Linked DNA regions of Homo sapiens: region 2 is linked to region 1. The links are chromatin contacts, found by Hi-C in ENCODE. All regions are on one chromosome and are shown on one strand. The core of a region is the stretch at or near the end of the contact, and the rest is flanking DNA. Distances in the headings are between cores, read along the strand shown.

Region 1 (7,688 bases), core at 2,901-5,400:
AATAGACTTGAAAGAAGCATAAAAAATGTTTGAGCTGGCCGGACACAGTGGCTCATGCCTATAATCCCAGCACTTTGAGAGGCCGAGGTGGACGGATCACCGAGGTTGGGAGTTTGAGACCAGCCTGACCAACATGGAGAAACCCTGTGTGTACGAAAAATACAAAATTAGCCAGGCATGGTGGCACATGCCTGTAATCCCAACTACTTGGGAGGCTGAGGCAGGAGAATCACTTGAACCCGGAAGGTGGAGATTGCAGTGAGCCGAGATCACGCCATTGCACTCCAGCCTGGGCAACAAGAGTGAAACTCCATCTCAATTTAAAAAAAAAAAAAAAAAGTTTGAGCTAGGTGACTTGTATTTTATAGCAAATATAGTATTACTTTGCAAAAATGACTTCAGCTCAACTAACTGAAAGTTTTAGAAGAGAGTCAAATGAAAATAAATCATGGAAGTTATGTGTGATTATTTCCCAGTTAAAGGAAGCAAACCTGTCAGCCTGATCAGTAGAAGCCCTGAGCCTCTGTTTAAGAAAGGCAAGAGAAGAACACATTGCTGACACATTGCTGACAGTCTCTAAAATGGTTATACAGGTTGTAACGACTACTAAAGATCCCAGCACTTGTGTCTTCTGTACTAACTTTATTAAGAGATTTCATCAAAATGGAGATTTTCAAGAACAGCAGACAGACATGATGGAACCATGGAATCTCCCCCGTGCCCATCTCCCAGTGCCCTCTGTGTGGTGCCTAGACCTCTGTAACATCACTGTGAACATTCCAGACAGAAAAGATTCTTGGCCGGGTACTGCTGGTGGTTAAAGAAAAATGAATTGTAAGTGGAGAGTTGGAAAGGATCGGAATGTCCCACATTATGATATTTAATTATGGAATATTGCACAGCCGTGACAGGCTGCTGAGGGCACCACGTAATAAACGGCACGGGGATGCGCACGCATGGTGCTCGGGGCAGGGACACACAGGACCTGGACGTGACCCACGCGGGCCCTCTTCCTCTACCAGCCTGTAGGCTCCAGCCTCTCTCTTGGACTTCAGGTCTCCTCTTGCATGGCTCCCAGCCTGCCTGTCCCACTTCCCATGTTACAGAGCCAGCAGGGCCCCCCAACCGTCCTGTGCGGTTGCTGTGGCCTGCCCTCCCCAAGCCAGAAAGCAGGGGCTGGGGGTCTACAGTCTATATCTGACTCTCACCTTCACCCCACACCCTCCAGTAGTGACTGTTGAGTGAATGAGTCAGAGTTTCTTAGAATGAGGAATTCACCAAAATGCCAGAAAGACCAGAACTGTATGTCATGTCTGTCTGCTGTTCTTAAAAATTTCCATTTTGATGAAATCTTCCTCTTAGTAAAGTTAGTACAGGAGACACCCGAGCTGGGATCTTACTTTAACCAGCGTTATAACCTGTGTAACCTTTTTAGAGATCGTCAGCAATGTGTTCTCTTGCCTTTCTTGAATTTTTCAAATTTTCTACAATTACTGTATTTTACTTTTGATATCAGATTTAAAATATTTTAGTTAGAAAACCACATGATTAAGGAAGGAATTCGAATAGTTCTAAAGAATCAAAATCATGAAAAATGAAGCACACTCCTTTTGCAGATCAAATTCTCTCTATAGGCATTGCTGCCAGCAGGTTCTTGATTAAATTGTGATCTCTTGAATCATCCTTCTGATGAGCCTGTGTGCACACCCACACACACACACACACGCACACACACGGTCACACACCATGTGCCTGCACAGACGGAAACATACTACTCACATTTTTGGGAACCTTACTTTTTACTGAACAGCGCCCTTTCATACAATTGCAGCTTTATTCTTTTTAACAGTTGCATAGTATTCCATCCTCTGGAATGTGCAATAATTTGTATAGAAAACGTTCTATGCTGTATCTGTGTGTACCCATGCACATAGACGCACACACACTGGTGGACTTCTGGGTGTCTTTGGAGTTTACCTATTGAATAGCCTCGTTCCAGTCATATTGCACACATGGGGTATATCCATACTGAATTCTTGGTAGAGGACTGTTGGATCAGAGATTCTGGATGTAGCTTCTTGGCAGGTGTTGCCCAGCAGGGTGCGGAAACATGTCCTCCGGGCCCTGTCTGTGTACTTTGTAGCCAGCCTTTCTCATGGGTGCCCTGCTCAGCAGAGTGTAATGGTATTGTGTTGTAATATGCATGCCTACCCCATCGAGGTGTGTGCTGCAGTGCCAATTTCAGCAGAAGGTCCCCCATTGCTCTCTGCCTCCGGAACTTCCTTACCTGCTTCTGGGCCAGGATGAGGAGATTGAGCAGAAGGGGCTCACGGCCCTCTCCCCGTCCACAGCCACAGCAGTGCTGCCTGTCACAGTGTTCCTAAGCCCTGCTTCCAGGAGTCTATGTGGACCTGGGGAAGCCCCGATCCCCCGTGTGTGCAGGAGGAGGCTGGTGGAGCCCACAGTCCCTGGCAGTAGGGGTTGTTAGATGTGCTAATAGCTGCACCCTGCTTGTTATATCTCTCTGAGTCTTCTTAGCTAGGCAGATATAACTGGCTTCATTTCACAAGTGGTAAGAATGATAGTTAATGCCTCCCAGTGCTTAAACAGCATCGGGCACCTAGGAAAGCACTAGGAAGCATTAACTGATTAGTCATGGATCCTCATAACCAAATGAGACAGGCAGTATTAGTATGCCCACTTTTTGGATAAGGAAACAGAGGCCCAGAGAGGCTCAGTAACTTCCCTCAGGAACACACAACTTGGAGAAGCCAGGACTGGAACCCAGGTTCCTCTGATTGCAGAGCCCCTTGCTCTTGCTTCATCCCACTTGTCTTCTCTGTGTGCTGAAGAACACCAGGTCCCTGCTTAGGGAGTACGCCCAGAAGGCGAGGTCATGTCTGCAGGATGGAGGCCAGATGAAGGCGCTGCCAGTGGCTCTGTCCTTCTGCCATCAGCGACCACTAAATACCTGTTCGCAAGGCCTGGGCGTTGGAGCCCCACACTCTCCTGCACTAGAGGGGGTGCACCAGGAGAGGATGTGAAGGCCATGAGAGGGAAATGCTTCTCTCTCCTAATTAATTTCATTGCTTTTTGATGAACAGGCCATTGGATTCTTTTTACCTGTGCTGTCAGGAGTTGGGAGATATGAGTTAAAACAGCATGATGAGTAATTACATGAGAAGTGTGGGTTTGCATTTTTAAGCCAGGTAACTCATAACTGTGGGGTTGCACGCTGAGAAAGAAGAAACAAACCGTGTATGTGTAGGGTGAAGGCAACGCGGGGTTGGGGCCTGGGCAATTCACTAAGAAAGGAAGTGTGTTCCCACTCAGGAACCTTGGGGCTGGCAGCTGTTTTTGGAGGCTAGATATGAACCCCCAGCTGGGAGGCAGGACACAAGGATGCTGGTGTTCAGGTGGAGTTGTTGGAGGCAATTGAGATGAGAACCCAGACCTGCTGACATTTGTTGTTGGATGCCACAAAATTACCGTGAATATGATACGTGTCTTAAACCACAGGATGAGCAGTTCTGGGTCTTTATTAAAGTGACAAAGGCTTATTTCATTTCTAAAAAATAGAAGTTTTTCAGGTGTTTTTTTGTTTTTTTTGAGACGGAGTCTTTTTCTGTCACCCAGGTCAGAGTGCAATGGCGCGATCTTGGCTCACTCCAACCTCCACCTCCTGAGTTCAAGCGATTCTCCTGCCTCAGCCTCCCAAGTAGCTGGGATGACAGGTGCGCACCACCACACCCAGCTAATTTTTGTATTTTTTTTTGATAGAGACGGGGTTTTGCCTTGTTGGTCAAGCTGGTCTTGAACTCCTGACCTCAAGTGATCCACCCGCCTCGGCCTCCTAAAGTGTTGGGATTACAGGCGTGAGCCACAGTGCCTGGCCAGTTTTTTAGTTTTAAAATCCGTGATATTCACATTATTTACCTAAGCCTCTTATTTATGTATGAATCTCTGCCTTTGTTGCCTTCAACTGTTTTTTGGCACAGTCTCTGGGCGGCCACTGTCCCCTCTCCCTCCCGTGTGACAGGAAGGCCTCGTGGAAACAAGTGATGTGGCACTTTGCAGGTGCCCACAGTAGCGTGGACTTTCCCTCTTTGCTTGTCCAGCAGTTGTGCCCAAATGCTCAGCCCTGCCCCAGGAGTTTCAACAGGAAATGTCGGTGTCAGGTCCTGGGTGGATGTGGCCTTTTCCAGGATTCTCATAGCTGCTCATGTGAACCTACTTTTGCTTATAAAATTGGCCGTAAGAGCCATCCACTGCTGGAGGGAAGACCCCAGTATCAGTCTCTGGAAGCTCCACTACGGTGGGGCCTGATGAATCGTGATCGTTTCTGATCACTGCCCTCGCGGTTCATTTGCTAACCTCAGGTGCCTGCTCAGGGTTCAGAGGATGTGTCGGCCCCGAGGGGTGGGGGGACCGGATGTTGTGTGCCTGGATGGCCGTGTCTAAGGTTCTGCTTCCTGGGGAGGGGTGTACAGGGCGTCTGTAGAGGAGGGAGCCGTCCAGTGAGGGGCCTGGGTGGGAGGGACGGGGGCTCCTGTAGAGGAGGGAGAGCCGCCTCCTTCCCAGCTGGCTTCAAAAAAAGAGCCGTGATCATATAAGCTCTGAAAGCAAAAGGCAAACAAAAAAGAAACCCTCCTCACCACAGAATATGCTGGAGTCTGATTCCAAGGTTTAACAATTACGTGGCTCCTGTGTTAATAGAATCATGGAGGGATCAGCGTCGGCTCCTGAGCGTCTGCAGTCCTGCACGTGGCTCTGGTTTTGCGATTCTGATTCTCTTGATCTAATTGTTGGTGCTGCTACTGCACCCCACGATCCCTGTCTTGAGACTGATCTCCCACACTGCAAAGGAGTGACAGCCATGCTATGGAACCTTGCCACACCACGGTGGACACCGTTCTGTTTGGCTGAAAACCAGCCATCCAAAAATAAAGGAAGATGAACAGCTCTTTAGTGCTTGTAATTATGCCATATGTGTTTCTGCTTTTTCCTTCTTTGCCTCATGAAGATGAATTTTAAAGGATACATATCTGGAGCTAATAGACAATTAGATAGTACTTTTTTGGTTCACAGACTCTGCTAACTGGAATGGCTTATTGTGCAAGAAAGTACACCTGGTCGGGTCCTGGGGCTCATCTCTAGCACCAGGTAACGGGCTGGGCTGCCCTTCCCCTCTGTTCGTGGGTGGGTGGTTGCACAGCTCCTCCCTCCTGTCTGCCCCAGTGCTGTCTTCCCCAGCACATGCAAGCCAAGCTGATCCTGCGTCTAAGGAAGTCTAGAAGGTTTAAACTCACAATAATTTGTTTTCAGTGCCTTTCTAGGAGTGTTGCTGAGTTTAAGTGGATGCACAGTTTAAGGGCTTAAATAGCCTTGTTTCCCATTATTTTCACAGCAAAGATTTCTGAAGACGTCTTTCTAGAAATGACTGGAAAGTTTCAAGAGGCATAAGATACAGGTAAAACCACTTTATTCATGATCTGTAATTTCAGTTGAGCAGAGTTGATAATGTGTAGAGGCCTCAGTTGGATCTGGCAGGTGGTTGGTTGCTTGGTCCCTTGGTCCCTGATATCCTGTGGGGCAAAGCTTCAGACTTGGCTGCCATCCCTTGGGCCCGGCATGGGGAGGTGGGTGCTGGGCACCCACAGTGATTGTCTGTCTCTGTTCTTGCTCTGCCACTGCTTGTCCCAGCTCCCCCTATTCTTCCCTGCTCTCTCGGCCTCTCCTCCCACTGGGTCTTGGGATTGTGGCAGCTCCGCGGCTGATGGCCCCTGGTGCCTGCACCAGAAAGCTTACTCTCTTCTTTTGGAGGGTGCAGGAAGGTGGCTGGTAAGGTGTGGTGTAATAAGAGGGCTCTCCAGGTCACCCTCCTCAGATTTGGGCCATTTTGTGTTTAATCTTAATTTTGGTCCGTTCCAAGCCATGCATTTTCAGTTTCAGAGGAGAAGGAAATAACCAGCTTAATTTGTGAAAACAAAAGTCAAACCCCATCTTTCCTTCATCATTTTCATATTACTCAAGTATCATGAATGAGCCCCCACAAGGTTTTTTATTCTGCTGGCTTTTAAAGAGTCCTGCTGCCAGCTTAGACCTTCATGGTTCCTATGCATGGGACCGTGATGAGAGCACATCTTGCCAATTAGATAGGGCGGCTTTAATTAGCACAGCATCACTGCCAGGGAGACAGCACTTTCTGTGCTTATTGGCTAGATATATTATCTGGTCCATTGGGGTGGGAGCTCTGTTTTCTTACATTTGTTAAATCACTTTATTTATTAGGAATTGGCACTTGTCTTACAAGTATTTTTTGCTGGTTTCTTTTTCCTCCCTTAAGTCATTTGTCTTTGAGTTTTGTTTTTTGTCAGTCTCTTCATAAAAAATATTTTGGAATCTTTAGTTATAAGGTAATTGAAAGCAGGGACAATTTTATCCATTCTGTGCTGTATTAAGCAGTAAGAGAATTCCATTGTGAGAGCCCAGGAGGACTGGCTCCTTCTGTTATTTTTTACTTTGCTGTCACAAAAAGCACGAAGTATATATGGGGAAAGGAAGCCACTTCTCATTTTTTTATGTAAATAAAAAAAAGGTCAAAGGTATGGCAAGAAATAGTCACCTAAACCAAGAAATGGATTAGCATGTGAAAAATCGCATTATGCACAGCTCCATACACTAATGTGGTGGGTTTCAATTTTTGGTCTACTGACTTGGGTGTAGCATGGGTGAAACATAATCTCTTCATGAATTAAATTTTTTTACAGAAGCAATATAAAAGTATGATTCATTTTTTAAAAAACAAAGAAAACTTGAGTTCCTGGTTGTTCTCCTCCTCCTCCTCCTTATAAGCGACCACTGTTAACAGTTGGCTGTCTGTCCACGTTCATGTGTGTGCATTTGTGTCTGGTATCTGTGTGTCCCTGTGTGTAGGAGTGTATGTTCTTGTGAGTCTGTGCCTGGTGTTTGTGCATGTCCCTGTGTGTCCGTGGCTGTGTGTGTATGTGTTGTGTGTAGACTGACGCATCCTCTGTTGACACAGGTGGGTCGCGCCTCGCGTGTTGTTGCTCTACACATGTCTTCGGTGTGATGGGCTCACAGGCAGTTCGTGTAGACCAGCTTTAGTCTTTGTAATGGTGTTGTCTTCCTTGCCTGACTGTTAACCAGCCCCTCATTGAGGAGCATCCCCTTTGGTTGCACATTTTACTGTCACGTCATGGCAGGGTGGTCTTCCCACGTGTCGCTTTGCACGCCTGTAGCTGTGCACACATAGTTTGCTGCCCAAGAGTTGCCAGGGGATCAGAGTGTGCAGACATCTGGATAGTTCAGAATTGTACCCAGAAGTCCTTTACCCCACACCTTCCCAGCACTAACTAGCAGCAGACTTTTAAATTTCAGCTTGCTTTGTGGACAATAATGGGTATTTTATTTTAATTTACATTTGGTTTGTGGAGTTAAGCACCCTTGGAATTATTTTTGAAGGTAGGACAGTTTTATAAGAGGTGGAAAATTAAGAATACAAATAAAGTCCACTTAAAGCAAAACTTTTCTATATAATGTCTTTTATGTAATTTTGCCCTCCCTGCAAGCCAAGCTCTGGGGGACCGAAGCACCAGTTTTAGTGTCATATCAAAGGCGCTACCAGTGTAAATGGTGACCGACCTTTGGCATTCTGGAAGCATCTC
Region 2 (7,688 bases), core at 2,063-4,562, 2.3 Mb before region 1:
CCTGAGAAAGCAGTATTTGCTGAGTGATGCCTCAGCCAGAGCGCAGCTGTGGCAGCTGATGAGGCCCACGCTCATAGCATTAGATAAAGGGCGAAAGCCTGCCGCCTCCATCGTGGGCACACCAGGACATCTGGTACCTGCGTTCCTCTGCAGCTTGTGATTCCCAGTGGCTGCACTCTTTCTTTGGAGGCAGAGCTCTTCCTTCACCTGAAGACTCTATCTTTCCTCAGTCGCAGAGCCCAAGACCCCCACGGTTCTGCCAAGACCCTCATAGTTCTGCCTGGGAACTTGGGTTGGGAAAAAAAAAATCACTAACCTACATTTCATTCAGAACTGCGATGTAGCATTTCCCTTATTATACACATAGGGAAAAAACCCAGAGACGTATTGCTATTATGGGTGGCTGGTCGCCACTAAACACTGGTTATTTTCATGTCACTTTGCAGTTGTGGCCGATACTAGAAATTCTATTTCGCTCATCACTGCTTGACAATAACACACATTATTGGGCCCGCTGCAAAATCTTGTTATTGAGTTAATACAGAAGCACACAAATGATAACACATCCCAATGTTATTTTTTAAATATTTTGATAATTTTAATATTAGATGTTATCTTTGAAGTTTGTGTTTTATTTTTTGTGTTATGAAATTATACCCTGAGAAGAGACCCAAGTCCAAATGGGTCCAAGGTGCAGAAAAGGTTAGGGGCCCTGGAATGACCTGTCTTCCTCTGGGACCACTCCCCCGCATGCTGGAACCCCCGGGCGGGCGCGGGTCCTTAGCTCAGGTCCTCCCTTCATACGCTCGCTACGGCTCCGCCTCCTCCTGGCCTCGGGCGTGCTCCAGACCTCCCCGCAGGCGCCTCCCCGCCCACCCCTGGCTCCTCGCCCTACCCAGTTGGGTCCGGCGAGAGGGAGGGGTCCGGCGAGAGGGAGGGGTCCGGCGAGAGGGAGGGGTCCGGCGAGAGGGAGGGGTCCGGCGAGAGGGAGGGAGGTCTCTCTATCGACCTACAGTTCTCATTCTGTTTTGCCAAGTGTACGCCAAGAAGGACATGGCGCCGCGTAAAAGCAGGAACGACGTCTCCTGGGCTGAACAGGAGCACAAACTGTTCTGAAAGGGTTTTTTTTTTTTTTTTTTTCGGAGTAAATGTTGATTCGCTGCTGTTCTTGCTTGGGAGCTGGTGCCTGTCTGCTGTGCTCGCGGGCTCTGAATTTTTAATTTTAAAATTAAAAATATTTAAATTTTAATTTAACTTTAAAATTGAAGTTTAATTTTTTAAAAAATATTTTTTAATTTCAAAAATTTAATTTTTTTATAATTTCAGGTAAATTTTCTTCAAGTTTTAATAACGCAGTAAGAGTAAACTTCTAGTTACCTAAAATAGTTTTCAATGTGAACTTCATTCGCTTAACATAAATGTTACGTTTCTCTCCTACAAAATACAATTGACCATGTTCACAAGGGTTCTCTTTCTTTTTTCCCTAAAAGTAATTTTAGTTCACAGCCAGAAAAAGGTCCTTCAGTTTAAGAAGGGGGGGGGGGGGTAGCATAAATACCAGTCCCTGGACAAATGTGTGTGTCGAGGTACGTGAAAGCCACAGATGGAGAAAGTCAGTCCCCACCTGCGAAGGTGGCATCGTGGGAGGTGAGGTCCCTAAGGCAGGGTTTCTCCCTCTTGTGTTCACTGCTGGTCCCCAGCACAGAGAGGCGCTCCATAAATAATTGTTCCCACACACAGATACACACTCATATACACATATACTATACACACACCACGTTCCATACACACTACACATATTCATATATAAGAGCTGCTCTCTGCTGGCACGGAGGTCCATGGACGGGGTGGGAGGAGACTCACGTGTTGTGGGGGCTCCCTCTCTAAGGCAAGTGGTCCCATAAAAGCGAGCAACGCTTTTCTTTTTTAATTTCAGGTAAATTTTCTTCGAGTTTTAGTTATTATGCAGTAAGAGTAAACTTCTAGTTACCTAAAATAGTTTTCAATGTGAACTTCATTAGTTTAACATAACTGTTACATTTCTTTCCTACAAGATACAATTGACCATGTTTACAAGGGAAAGTGATCTGGTAAAAGCTGGCTTTATTATGTGGGTTCTATAAATATGCAAACTCATTGCACATGTAGTGTTCCCTTTTAACAAATTGTATTAACTTGATTATCCCTTCGGGATTTTTTTTTTTTTTTTTTGCTGAAATAACCTAGTCTATATAAAAACCCAATCTCTTCCTTGTATGTGCAAGAAAACTAAAGTGCTTATTAGGAAAGCTGCGTGTTTAATATACTGTGGCCAACACGATTATTTGGAACAGCATTTTTTGGTTAAATTGTGGGTGAAATGCTCTATCCCAAATGCAGACATGCGGTATTAGAGACTAGACCACAGAAATCCCGATGGTCAAACTGATCCGATGTGAGATTATTAGATTAACCTGGACCACAGATGGAGATCTCAGTCTGCTGGAGGCCTGGTGCTATTCTGGGCACAGGGATGGGGCAGAGAACCAAACAGACACATGAAGGGAAGGGAAGTACATTCTACAGGGTTGGGAAGCTCAGTTCCCTGAGGAAAACGCAGCTGGTGAGGGGGATTCCTTGGCCTGAGTGGGTAGTTTAAAGAGTCTGGTCGGAAAGCCTTTCCACTAGTCATCAACTGTGCCTCTAAAAATCACTGTAACTAAGAATCATCTAAAAAGGTGTCTGCACCTGAACCCGGTGATGGCTTCTTCATCCTCTTTAACTGCAAACAAAAATGTGCAGGCTACAGCAGCACAGGCAGCTTATTTGCCAAGAGAGTGTAACATAAAACTGAGAAAGTCACTCTCATTATTTAAAAAAAAAATGCATCTCTGAAAACTGTAACTTCCCAGTTAGTGAAGTTAGGATCTCAGGATCATAGAAAGCGGGAAAAATGACTGGTGGTGAGTCATTTGGATTTGTATGGGAGACAAGAAGCCACTCTTAATCCACATGATTAGCCACACCGGAACCCTTAATTGTCCTTCAAGCAGAAATGAAGGAACTGGGAGAAATGCCACTAGAAAATGAATTCTAATTAATTCATTCATCCAGATCCTTCTCTCTTTTCCCTAAAAATAATTCTAGTCACAGCCAGAAAAAAGGGCAGGAAAGCAGTTTAAAGTGGGGGGTGTAAATACCAATCGGTGGAGAAACCTGCGTGTTGAGGCATTCTCAGAGTGAAAGCCACAAATGGAGGAAGTTGGTCCCCAACTGCGAATGGCATCATGGGAGGTGACGTCCCCAGAGCAGGGTTTCCCCCTCTCTTGTGTTCACTGCTGGTGAAGAGCGTAGGTGCTCCATAAATAATTGTCCCCACACACATACACAGATACTCATACACATACACCACACACACAATTTCACACACACCACACATACCACACACACACCCATACACATACACCACACACACACCCCACACACATTCCACACATACCCATACACATACACACCACACACATTCCACACAGACACCACACATACCACACACACACCCATACACATACACCACACACACAACCCACACATATTCCACACATACCCATACACATACACACCACACATACACATACACCACACACACCCACACCCACACACACGTTCCACACACACCACACACACTCATACACACACACCACACATACACCACACACACCACACACTCATACACACTGCACACACCCACACCCCCACACACATTCCACACACACCACACACACTTACACACCACACACACCTTCAGCACCATACAGACTCATACACACATACACCACACACAGACACGTATTCTGCAAACACCACACACATTCACACACACACCATATACACATTCACATGCACACTTATACACACACACCACACACACCACACACATCTTGCACACACCACACACATACACACCACATCAACCCACACCACACACACACTACACACACACACCTCATATACCAGAGACACATACATAACATATACACACCACACATTTCACACATACCATACACACCGCTCACATATCACACACGCCACATACACATCACAGATAACACACACACCTTGCACACCTCGCACACAAATTACACACACACACCACACATACAGCACACACATGTGCACACACACAAACACTCCAGAAACACCACACATCACATACACAACTCACACACCATCCACACATACACCACACACCTCACACAACCTCACACATACCACAAACACCACACACACACCTCACATACCACACACATACACCACACACATCACACACCACACACCGCAAACATGCACCACACACACACCTCACATACTACACACATCACACACACCATACACATACACTCCACACACATATCACATACATACACTCCACAAACACCAAACACACACCTCACACACACACACCACACACAAACACATACACACCATACACACCTCACACAAAAACACACATCACACAAACATACATATATACATACATTCCACACACAAACCAAACACATCATATACACAAATGCACATACACAGCACATATACCACACACACACAAACCACACAACACACACACACCAGACAAACCCTACACACACCACCCACACATCACACACCACACACCACACACACACAGACACACGCACACAAGTTTCTCTTCTACCCCAAGGAGTGCAATTATTTGTTCACTGGTTTTCTTTCTAAAAATCCTCATTGTGAATTTCTGGTAAATAAAATTCTCCACCTCTAAATTTTTTAGCATTTAGGCTGTTTCTAAACTGTTGCTCTTCTAATGTCATAGTGAACATTCTTGTGCACCAAACATTAACCTGCCACCTTACCTGACTTAGCCGAGTGTGGGCTCGATGGTTGCAGTTACCATCTTTGTGTGTTCTTGCGGTGCCAGCGTGATCCTATCTGCTTTTCTTGTTCTCTGCGTCTTACCTTTATTTACCTTTGTTTTGATTTGTTTTTTGATACTGTTTTGCTTTTCTCGAACTCAAGTTGATTTTCTTCTCACAATCTATGTCCACAGATGGAAGTCAGGGGAACAAAGTTTCGTGTTTCACCGGAAGCCCCTCCTTTCTCCCCCTAACTTGGCTTCAAGTGCAGCCAAGTAATAAAGCCCTCACACAAGGCTTTGTGGTCACAGGTCTTGGTGACCGTGCGCATGAATTCACATGTGCAGAAGAAAAGTAAAACACTTTTCCTGCACTTCCCTCCTACCATGAAGTTAAATTATTGAACTTTTGAAGGCGACTTCTCTTACACCAAGTAAAAATGTCTGCATTAGTTTTCATTTGGATTAAAAAGTAGGACACCAATACTGATACGGGATGAAATGGGGTGCATGTTGGGTGCTGGTGCTCTGTCAGAAGTTAATCCTTCCGTGAGTTCCACTGCCAAATGCCAGGTGACCATCTGCCAAAGCCAGACACTAGAGTGGTGAGGACACGTTTCAATCAGAATCAGTAACTTTTTTTTTTTTTTTTTTCGAGACAGAGTCTTACTCTGTCGCCCAGGCCAGGCTGGAATGCAGTGACACAATCTTGGCTCACTGCAACCTCCGCCTCCTAGGTTCAAGGGATTCTCCAGCCTCAGCCTCCCAAGTAGCTGGGATTACAGGTGTACGCCACCACACCCAGCTAATTTTTGAATTTTTAGTAGAGACGGGGTTTCACCATGTTGGCCAGGCTGGTCTCAAACACCTGACCTCAGGTGATCCACCTGCCTCGGCCTCCCAGAGTGCTGGGATTACAGGCATGAGCCACCGCACCCGGCCTCAATTAGTAACTATTGGTAATAGGAGAAAATCCAGCATGAACGCATCAATCTGAACAGAAGTGACCAGGCATTTTAAAGGGAGGATGAGGGACTAGGGAGTGGGTGAGTAGGGGCTCAGTGGAGCCAGGGAAGTAAAAAATTACAGAGAGCTGGGAAGGCGGCTCTGGTCCATGTGAAACCCATGTGGATTTGCTAACTAACTGACACATATCAAGATTAGGCTCCTGTCTGCCCACAGAGGCTGGGAGACCCTGCTTGAAGGCCCTACCTTCAGGTGTTGGCTGGAATAAACTAAATTCTTTTGGCAGCCTTGAGTTTTCCTAGGCAGGCACATTATGGGTGCTAGGGATATAGCTGTGAGCTATTAGAAACTATGTTAGAGTTTATTGGGGCCTGGTTGAGAAGGGGCTCAAAAGAGACTGTTTAGAGTTTGGCCAAGGAAGAATTTTTGTCACTTGCCTGAGGCCAAAAAGATTGATTAAAAATACAACAACAACAACAACAACAAACAACAACAACAAGAGGTGGGTTACTGTTAGTTAATCAGAAATAGTAAGGTCAGAAATATTCAGAGATAATGAAGGGGTCCATGTTTTGATAAAAGGCCATGAAAAGTCATGGAAGCCACAACTAGTCCACACCAAGCTTGGCAGATAGATGTGTAGAGCAGCAGCTCCCAGGATGAATAGCCACTGTGGGAACATTAAATGCAGCTTTCAGAAATTGAAAGAGCAAGTCAGAAAAAATATCTGCAAACATTTCGTTCTGAAGGACACAATCCCTCAGCTTGGTCTAATTAGGCAGACTGATAACCTTGGTTCATACACATAGTATCAAGTTTTTCTTATAGCACATTTTTAATAATCAATCATGTACTTAACAACGAAGTAAGCCTTATTAAAATCCCCAAAGTAGAAACTTTACAAACTGTTTTTGCTGACCATAATTCCATAAATCTTTTTGTTGTTGTTGTTGAGACAGGGTCTTGCCCTGTCACCCAGGCTGGAGTGCAGTGGCATGATCTCTGCTCACTGCAACCTCTGCCTCCCGGGTTCAAGGAATTCTCATGCCTCAGCCTCCCCAGTAGCTGGGATTACAGGCATGCACCACCACCACCTCTGGCTAATTTTTTTTGTATTTTTATTAGAGACAGGGTTTCACCATGTTGGCCAGGCTGGTCTTGAACTCCTGGCCTCAGGTGATCCTCCCACCTTGGCCTCCCAAAGTGCTGGGATTACAGGCACAAGCCACAATGCCTGGCCCGTAAATCTTAATATGACCAGAAAAATAACTACTTCCAGTCAGGTGCGGTGGCTCACGCCTGCAATCCCAGCACTTTGGGAGGTTGAAGCAGGTGGATCACCTGAGGCCAGGAGTTCAAGACCAGCCTAGTCAACGTGGCAAAACCCTATCTCTCCTAAATATACAAAAATTAGCCAGGTGTGGTGGCACACACCTGTAATTCCAGCTACTCGGGAGGCTGAGGCAGGAGAATTGCTTGAACCAGGGAGGTGGAAGTTGCAGTGAACTGAGATCGCACCACTGCACTCCAGCATGGGCGACAGAGCAAGACGTTATCTCAAAAAAAATATATAATAATAACTACTTGAACACTTTTCTAGGTAAACCCTGGATCAAAGAAAAAATCAAAATCAAATGTCAAGGTATCTAGAAATTAATGAAAGAAGAATACAATTATGGAATACAGCTAAAGCTGCATTCTAAGGAAAAGTTAGAGCTTAACTACTATCTTATTTAAAAACAATAAAAAGCAAGCACAATTTATATTCACAAACAGGAAAGATCCCCAACCCCCATCCTCCTGTCCACACTGCTGTGACACTGGCTTTCAGAGCCCTTAGAGCTTCCTCAACTCT

The links. Hi-C counts contacts between places; a loop is a spot of excess contacts on that map. Pooled maps may share reads with other maps.
Region 2: a map with no recorded cell type shows a loop between it and region 1 (7-fold over the local background). The contact joins two enhancer-like sites. A Hi-C loop is called at or near these places in 3 of 37 single-sample maps with no recorded cell type and 3 of 50 pooled maps.

Annotation. Positions count from the first base shown.
Region 1 is chr9:89,415,838-89,423,525 of GRCh38, reverse strand. All of the region lies in intron 2 of SEMA4D (semaphorin 4D), which reads left to right. Among named protein-coding and RNA genes, the nearest start is that of SEMA4D, 78 kb to the left of the region's middle. RefSeq lists an enhancer at 2,787-2,936. Within about 2 kb of position 4,150, at least 7 of the 41 ENCODE cell types and tissues checked have a DNase peak (open chromatin) inside an H3K27ac peak, as active enhancers do.
Region 2 is chr9:91,707,800-91,715,487 of GRCh38, reverse strand. No RefSeq gene overlaps it. Among named protein-coding and RNA genes, the nearest start is that of MIR3910-2, 75 kb to the right of the region's middle. RefSeq lists a silencer at 812-861. Within about 2 kb of position 3,312, at least 7 of the 41 ENCODE cell types and tissues checked have a DNase peak (open chromatin) inside an H3K27ac peak, as active enhancers do.